2 separate regions of the Homo sapiens genome follow, and region 2 is linked to region 1. The links are chromatin contacts, found by Hi-C in ENCODE. All regions are on one chromosome and are shown on one strand. Each heading gives the region's core, a stretch centred on a gene start or an enhancer-like site at or near the end of the contact. The rest is flanking DNA. Distances are from core to core; before and after follow the strand shown.

Region 1 (4,380 bases), core at 1,817-4,316:
CAAAGTTTTACACCTATTTTAAAAATTAACTCCCATTTTGTAGGTTGCCTGTTCACTCTGATGGTAGTTTCTTTTGCTGTGCAGAAGCTCTTTAGTTTAACTAGATCCCATTTGTCAATTTTGTGGGGGGGGGGAGGGATAGCATTAGGAGATATACCTAATGCTAAATGACGAGTTAATGGGTGCAGCACACCAGCATGGCACATGTATACATATGTAACTAACCTGCACATTGTGCACATGTACCCTAAAACTTAAAGTATAATAATAATAAATAAAAAATTAACTCAAAATGTATCATAGACTTAAATGTAAAATAAAAAATCTTTAAAAAAATAGGCAGTAGAATGTCTTCAGGATCTAGGGCTGGGCAAAGAGTTATTAAACCAAAAGCATCAATAAAAGGAAAAGTGGATAAATTGGACCTTATCACAATGACAAACTTTTGCTCTGCAAAAGATACGGTTAAGAGGATGAAAATACAAGCCATACACTGTGAGAAACTGTTTACAAAGCACATATTTGACAAAGGGCTAATATCTAGAATATATAAAGATATCTCAAAACTCAACAGTACGAAAAACAATTAATTAGAAAATGGGCAAAAGACATGAACAGACATTTCACTGAAGGGAATATACACATGGAAGATAAGCACATGAAAAGATGTCTTACATCATTAGTCAATAGGGAAATACAAATTAAAATCACAATAAGACACCACCACACACCTATTAGAATGGCTAAAATAAAAGCTAATGCTCATGAGGATGCAGACAAACTTGATCATTCATACACTGGTGGTGGGTATGTAAAATGGTACAGCCGCTCTGGAAAGCATTTTGGCAGTTTCTTAAAAAACGAAACATGTAACTACCATGCAACCCAGCAACTGCACTCCTGGGCATTTATTCCGGAGAGATGAAAACTTAGTTCACACAAAAACCTGTACACAAATGTTTACAGTACCTTTACTCAGAATATCTGAAAACTGGAAACAACCCAGGTGTTCTTCAGTGAGTGAATGGCTAAACAAACTGTGGTACATTCATACTATGGACTACTACTCATCAATAAAAAGAAACGCGCTATTGATACATGCAACAACTTGGATGAGTCTCCAGATAATTATGCTGAGTGAAAAAAAAATTCTAAAAGGTTGCACTCTGTATGATTCCATCTATACAACACAGACGTTTGCCAGGAATTAAGAAGCAGTGTAACTACAAAGAGCAACATGAGGGATCCTTGTGGTGATGAAAATGTTCTGCATCTTGACTTTATCAATGTCAGTATCCTGGTTGTGATATTGTACTACAGTTTTGCAAGGTGTTTCCATTGGGGGAAGCTGGGTAAAGGGTACATATAATCTGTCCATATTATTCCTTACAACTGCATATGAGTGTCCAATTTTCTCAAATAAAACATTTAATTAAAATAGTACATATGTGATTTCTCTTGTCCAAACCCTGATTGATAATTTGAACCCTTCATCAGACTGGAAAATTTCTCTTCTATTCCTAGATTGCTAAGTATTTTGGTCAGAAGAGGTGTTTATTTTTGCCAATAGATTTATCTGTATTTTTTAACATAATCATAGCTTTTCTTTAAAAAAAATTTTTATTATTTCTTCCAATGAAGGCTTTTCTCTTTTAAGGTAAATTACATTGTTTGATTTCAGAATGCAAAACCAACCTTGCATTCCCGGGATAAACCCTACTTCATCATGATGTATTAATCCTTTTATAAATTGCTGGATTTGATTTGCTAATATTTGCTTAGGATCTTTATGTCTATGTTTATGAAATGTTTTTCAGACACCTATGGTGTCTGAAAAGTCCTCAGTAAAAATTCATTGAATTCAGACTTGTTTAAATGATACTCTAACTGCAACATAGCTGATGTTGTGGTCCAGACACCCCCTCAGGGCCTAGACAGTCATTCCCTCAGCTTCTGGAGTTGGTTACTGATGATACACAACTGAGTCCTTCTCTGGGGGCCGCCCTCCACCGAGGGAAGCAGTCTTGCCAAAAAAAAAAAAAAAAAAAAAATCACAGCTCCTCCCCAGGTGTAGCCTGTATCCATGACTGGTCAATGCAAGGATAAGAGTTTCTGGCCCCCTTGCTTTAATGTGGAACTACTCTGAAGGGTCATCCTAGGCTCCAAGCATGCCTTGGGATTGGTCAAGGCCTCTGCTGCAACTGTTTTGCAGGCCAACTTCTTCCTCTGCCTACAAATTCCTGCTTCCTTCACTTTCTTACAGGTGCTGATCTTTAAGTTCTCCCTACCTCCACCAATAACCTTGTAGGCAAGCTAATCTCCCTCTTGCGTCCCCCAGGGGCTCAACACAGGACACACCACGTTACCCTGTTTTATTTTTCTTTTCATAGCATTTAACACCTTATACGTGAAATAACCTTATTTACTTAACACTTAAAATACTTATCGTCTGCTGTAAGAATGTAAGCTTACCAGGACAGATCTTTCTCATACGCTATGCACCGCTGTATCAAGCGCCTATGGCAGGGCCTGCAGAACACAGCAGGCACTAAATACTGGTTGTTGAATGAACCGATGAGTCTGGCCCCGCGCTTTTGGTCCTGGGATCACATATCCCCCCTCCAGCTTTTAACACGCACCTGGGAGCTGCGGCTCGGGGTGTGCCCCCGAGTCCCCGCCCCTCAGGCCACGCCCCCAGGCCCACGGAGAGGGCGGGGCCCCGCGGACGCAACGGTGGGCACGATGCGGCAACCCGCCGTTCGGTTGGTGCGCCTGGGTCGGGTGCCGTACGCCGAGCTACTGGGGCTGCAGGACCGCTGGCTGCGGCGGCTGCAGGCCGAGCCAGGCATTGAGGCCCCGTCGGGGACTGAGGCGGGCGCGCTCCTGCTCTGCGAGCCCGCGGGGCCCGTGTATACGGCCGGGCTGCGCGGCGGCCTGACGCCCGAGGAAACTGCGCGGCTACGGGCCTTGGGCGCCGAGGTGCGCGTCACAGGCCGCGGTGGCCTGGCCACCTTCCACGGCCCGGGCCAGCTGCTTTGCCACCCGGTACTCGACCTGCGGCGTCTCGGCCTGCGCTTGCGCATGCACGTAGCGTCGCTGGAGGCGTGCGCCGTGCGCCTGTGCGAGCTCCAGGGCCTGCAGGACGCCCGCGCGCGGCCCCCGCCCTACACTGGCGTCTGGCTAGACGATCGCAAGATCTGCGCGATCGGTGAGCGCCGCGGAGCAGGGCGGTACCTGAGAGCCGAGGTCGGAGCTTGAGGCCTGGGGGCGGGGTCTGACGGGGCTGGACCAACGGAGGTGAGGGCCGGGAGGAGGCGTATCTAGCGCGGGTTTTGAATCACAGCTACCCGCTGCGTTTGAGTTTTTAAGCCCCTTTTCAGATATCGTATATTCAGAAGCAGAAGGCTCCTCACATCTAGTCCAACACGCATTTCTGTTAAGGGAGAGACAAGAGAAGTGAATTGCCAGGTTACGTCCTGCGAATGACAATGTCATGGCAAATAAGGGTGCTAATTTTCAAACTTTTTTTTTTTTTTTTTTTTGAGACAGAGTCTCGCTTTGTCACCCAGGCTGGAGTGCAGTGGCGCAATCTCGGCCCACTGCAAGCTCCGCCTCCCGGGTTCACGCCATTCTCCTGCCTCAGCCTCCAGAGTAGCTGGGGCTACAGGCGCCCACCACCAGCCCGGCTAATTTTTTGTATTTTTAGTAGAGATGGGGTTTCACCGTGTTAGCCAGGATGGTCACGATCTCCTGACCTCGTGATCCGCCCGCCTCGGCCTCCCAAAATGCTGGGATTACAGGCGTGAGCCACTGCGCCTGTCCCCAAGCTTTTTTTTTTTTAAGTATTGGAATCTGTTAAAAGACATTTCCTGGAATCCTCATGATGAGTGCAGCTGCTTGAAGCCACGCACCCCTTCCTTTCATTTGTTTCCTTTTCCCATCTGAGTACAATCCCTTGTTTCTCCAGAAACAAAATTTGAAAACCGGTGATCTAATCCAGTTTTCTCATCGCCCTGAGAGGGACACCAAAGCCCGGAGAGTGGAGGGTATCTACTCTAAGACCCTTTGGCTTGCCTTGCAGGAGTCCGCTGTGGAAGGCACATCACATCCCACGGCCTGGCTCTCAACTGCTCTACCGACCTCACGTGGTTTGAGCACATCGTGCCCTGTGGACTGGTTGGGACAGGCGTCACTTCCTTGAGTAAGGAGCTCCAGAGGCACGTCACCGTGGAAGAAGTAATGCCACCTTTCCTTGTGGCCTTTAAGGAGATCTACAAGTGCACACTGATCTCAGAGGACAGCCCCAACTGAAGAGTACTCATAACAGCCAGGATGCTCCTGCCTTGGGAAGCATGAAGTCTGACTTGAGTCACCTACTGA
Region 2 (4,529 bases), core at 342-2,841, 910 kb before region 1:
AGATCCAGACCGTCCTGGCTAACACGGTGAAACCCCAACTCTACTAAAAACACAAAAAATTAGCAAGGTATGGTGGCGGGCGCCTATAGTCCCAGCTACTCGGGAGGCTGACGCAGGAGAATGGCGTGAACCCGGGAGGCGGAGCTTGCAGTGAGCCGAGATCGCGCCACTGCACTCCAGCTTTGGGGACAGAGCAAGACTCCGTCTCAAAAAAATAAATAAATAAATAAACCAACTTAGCATTTATAACAATTATAGGTGATGGCCAGTCAAATGAGTTTTACCTGGTGGCTAAGATAATGATTTCTGTCCTGGTTGGTGTAACTCGCACCTCAACTCCAGAGTAGCCATCTTCAGCCAGCTCCCGAGTAAGAAACTCATTCAGTTCAGCTTTGAAGATGCCATCAGCGACAAACTAATCCAAACAAAGCAAAGTTCAAAATTAGGAGATCGGTGTAGGCTCACTTTCGCCTGAGCCAGTCTAGTCTTATTAGTCAATGCATCCCTCACCAAAACTAAATACCTCCAACCAATGGTTCCAAACCCTTGTTCCAACAGGAGTGCAGCAACCCTTCTCAGACAAATGCCTCTAAGTCATCTTTAGGAAATTACTTCAACCAGGGCTCTTTAAACTGTGCCACAGAACGCAGCACAGAGTAGGCCACCTGGGCAAAGAGAACATCCCCAAGTCAGACTCGTCATCATCTCTTCATCGAAGGGTTTAAAACAGTTCCACATGCAAAACAAGAAACTGCTCTAATGGCCTATTTACACTTCATTCAGCACAGCAAAGACACTGTACTTGTCACTGTTAAGGAATAGATAGTAGACTTAACATATAAGCTCTCTCACTTGTAGACACAACCTGCACCGTCTAAAGAATCCCAGCCATGTTATTTGGCTTTACGGTACCAACAGAGCTGGCAAATCCTAACTCTCGAGAAGTTGTGGATTTAATTTTGACATCGAAGTGTATATACGAAATGACAAACTGTCTATTTTTAAAGCTAATGATTTTTACACAGTTCTATCCCATGTAATGACAAGGCGTTAAATCCGAGGCAGCTTCCTCCCGGGGTCCCCAGACGGAGCAAGCAACCGTCAGCAACCCTTCAAGTTGAGGTCCTGGGGCCAGCGGACTGTACCCAGAAACGACCAGTTAAGGCAAGAATACACTGCTGCCTTCTCTTCCCAAAACCACGGGATAAGACATGAGGGAAATGACACACGCCCTCAAAATACCACGTTTACTAATTCCGTTGACCGACAAATGCTCACAAACGCCTTCTCCGGGACAGAAGGGGCGCCTGGTGCCCATCTCTCTGCGCTTCACTTGGAACCCGGCCACACAGCGCCCTCCTGGCTGGGGCCTCTCACTCAATCCACCGCCATCCGCGGCCCGCAGGAACGCCAGGAAGCCTAGGCCGCTTCCAGGGCAGGCCACGGAGCTGCAGGCCTCGCGGTGGCACCCCGAGAAGCCCTCGACCCGCGCGGCGCCGTCGTTCTCCGAACCCAGTCCCCAGAGGCTCACCTTCCTCTTCTTGGATATTTGCACTGCCATCTTGCCGCCGCGCTCCGCTGAAAGGAAAGGAAGTGGCTCGCGGGCGGAAGTGAGTATAAAGGGCGCGAGCGACGACGGAGGGCTGCGCTGCGTGCACGCCTGTGGGTGCTCATGGGAAATGTAGTTTTTACGTAAGTAAGGCGTCCAGGGAAAGAAGAATGTAGGCAGGAACAGGAAAGGGGCTTCATCCAGCAGGACTTCTAAACTTCAGGGGACCTTAGAGTTCAATTCTCATAGTTTCAAAACAAGCAATGTGAGGTGCAGAGGTGGAAATTACAGGTATAAGTTCACACAGCAAGAGAGATTAACCAGCGTGGAACTCTGGCCCCTACACTTTCAGGGTGGACACTGTAATGAAAATCTGCTGAAATCCCTCAGTGAAACTCATTTAAGACTCCTCTTTGGGAGGCCAAGGCGGGCGGATTACTTGAGGTCAGGAGTTCGAGATTAGCCTGGCGAACATGGTGAAACCCCGTCTCTACTAAAAATAGAAAAATTAGCTGGGAGTGGTGTCGGGCACCTGTAATCCCAGCTACTCGGGAGGCTGAGGTGGGAGGATTGCTTGGACCTGGGAGATGGAGGTTGCAGTGGGCCAAGATCCTACCACTGCACTCTAGCCTGGACCACAGAGTGAGACTCTGTCTCAAACAAACAAACAAACAAACAAACAAAACAACTCATGTCCCCCAGTCTGTACCCATTTCCTCCATTCCAAATGATAATAATAAAACCTGATACTTACTAAGTGTCCTAGGGACTGCGTTCTGTGTCCTTTATGTTGTTCTCATTTACCCCACCTTACTTTCATCAAGTCCATTACAATTTGTAACAGAAGTCCCAGAAGGTCCCATGGGCCCGCCCTTCCTTCCTTCCTTCCTTCCTTCCTCTCTCTTTCTCTCTCTCTTTCTCTCCTTTCTTTCTTTTCTCTCCGGTTGCCCAAGCTGGAGTGCAGTAGTACGATCTCAGCTCCCTGCAACCTCCACTTCCCAGGTTCAAGTGATTCTTCTGCCTTGGCCTCCTGAGTAGCTGGGATTACAGGTGCACACCACCACACCCAGCTAATTTTTGTATTTTTAGTAGAGATGAAGTTTCACTATGTTGGCCAGGCTGGTCTTGAACTCCTGACCTCAAGTGATCCACCTGCCTTAGCCTCCCAGAGTGCTGGGATTACAGGCATGAGCCACCGTGCCTGGCCTTCTTTTTCAATTAAAAAAAATTCTAGCCAGGTGCAGTGGCTCAGGCCTGTAATCTTAGCACTTTGGGAGGCCAAGGCAAGTGGATAGCTTGAGGCCAGAAGTTTGAGACCAGTCTGGGCAACAGAATGAGACACCCTCATCTCTATGAAAAGTGAAAAAAGAAAATTATCCAGGTGTGGTGGTGTGTGCCTGTAGTCCCAGCTACTCTGGAGGGAGATGTGAGAGGATTGCTTGAGTACAGGAGGTCTAGGCTGCAGTGAGCCGTGATTGTGCCACTGCACTCAGCCCGGGCAACAGAGTGAGACTCAGTCTAAAAAAAATAAAAAATTAAAAATGTCCCTTCATTTTTTAATGAAGCTTACAGAACAGTTGAAAAAACTGTACGTGTATGCATCACCAAGCTGAGGGGGAATTGAGAATGATGCTACAATTAATATTTTGCTGTTGCTTTATCGTGGATCTACTCATCCCTGTAGCCACCCACCAATACATCTTTTGAGGCATTTCAAAGTAAGTTGCAGACATTGGTAAACTTTACCCCTAAACACTTCAATAACAGTTTTATTTTATTTATTTATTTATTTTTGAGACGAAGTCTTACTCTGTTGCCTAAGCTGGAGTGCAGTGGTGCGATCGCCGCTCACCGTAACCTCCACCTCCCGGGTTCAAGCGATTCTCCTGCCTCAGCCTCCTGAGTAGCTGGGACTACAGGCAAGCACCGCCATGTCCAGCTAATTTTCATATTTTTAGTAGAGATAGGGTTTCACTATGTTGGCCAGGCTTGTCTTGAACTCCTAACCTTGTGATCCGCCCACCTCGGCCTCCAAAAGTGCTGGGATTACAGGCGTGAGCCACCGCACCCAGCCAACAGTTTTATTTTAAGTTTGAATAGTTTTCTTCATTTAAAAGTCAGGGTATTTCTCTCTAAAACTATTTTAGGTTTTTCTTAAGGATATAGAAATATCTAGCAAAATAGTGAACCCACATTTCTTCATGGGCAGTGCTCTCCTTTCCTGTTACACAAAAAGAGTCTTTCCAAGGTGCCACACTCCCTGGCAGCACCACTCAGTTATTTTCTGGTCCTAGAAGCCATTGGAGTGTTTAACTCCAGCTCTAAAACAACTCTGATGTAAAGTGACCTGTCCTATAATCACGGAATTAACAGAGTTCTGTGGTTGCTGAGCAGAGGGACCAGGGAAGATGACAAAAAGTGGATGGGCGCGGTGGCTCATGCCTGTAATCCCAGCACTTTGGGAGGCCGAGGCAGGTGGATCACCTGAGGTCGTGAGTTTGAGACCAGCCTGGCCAGCATAGTGAAACCCCATCTCTACTAAAAATACAAAAATTAGCCTAGTGTGGTGGTGCACGCCTGTAATCCCAGCTACTTGGGAGGCTGAGGCATGAGAGTCACTTGAACCCGAGAGGTGGAATTGCAGTAAGCCATGGTCAAAGCCACTGCCCTCCAGTCTGGGTGACAGAGCGAGACCCCGTCTCAAAGAAAAAAAAAGAAAAGAAAGGAAAAGAAGTGGATGAACCAAAGAACCAAAGAGATGGTAGCTGTGGATCTATCTTTTTTTTTTTTTTTGAGACAAAGTTTCCCTTTGTTGTCCAGGCTAGAGTGCAGTAGCGCAATCTCGGCTCACTGCAACCTCTGCCTCCTGGGTTCAAGCGATTCTCCTGCCTCAACCTCCCGAGTAGCTGGGATTACAGGCATGCACCACCACTGGCTAATTTTTGTGTTTTTAGTAGAGACAGGGTCTCACCATGTTGGC

Evidence for each region. Hi-C counts contacts between places; a loop is a spot of excess contacts on that map. Pooled maps may share reads with other maps.
Region 2: a loop to region 1 is called in a map of CD4-positive, alpha-beta T cell, with 6 times the contacts of the local background. The contact joins the promoter of RPS3 here to the promoter of LIPT2-AS1 in region 1. A Hi-C loop is called at or near these places in 1 of 168 maps with a recorded cell type or tissue (CD4-positive, alpha-beta T cell), 1 of 37 single-sample maps with no recorded cell type and 5 of 50 pooled maps.

The regions. Positions count from the first base shown.
Region 1 is chr11:74,492,066-74,496,445 of GRCh38, reverse strand. It overlaps LIPT2-AS1 (LIPT2 antisense RNA 1), which reads right to left and starts at 3,066. Exons shown (of 2, transcript NR_171028.1): 1 at 2,473-3,066. It overlaps LIPT2 (lipoyl(octanoyl) transferase 2), which reads left to right and starts at 2,722. Exons shown (of 2, transcript NM_001144869.3): 1 at 2,722-3,208; 2 at 4,082-4,380. The coding sequence starts at 2,743. The coding sequence ends at 4,311. RefSeq lists silencers at 2,487-2,736, 2,847-2,956.
Region 2 is chr11:75,396,580-75,401,108 of GRCh38, reverse strand. It overlaps RPS3 (ribosomal protein S3), which reads right to left and starts at 1,591. Exons shown (of 7, transcript NM_001005.5): 1 at 1,532-1,591; 2 at 285-415. The coding sequence starts at 1,561. It overlaps SNORD15A (small nucleolar RNA, C/D box 15A), which reads right to left and starts at 718; the gene lies at 571-718. RefSeq lists enhancers at 165-1,028, 1,255-1,614.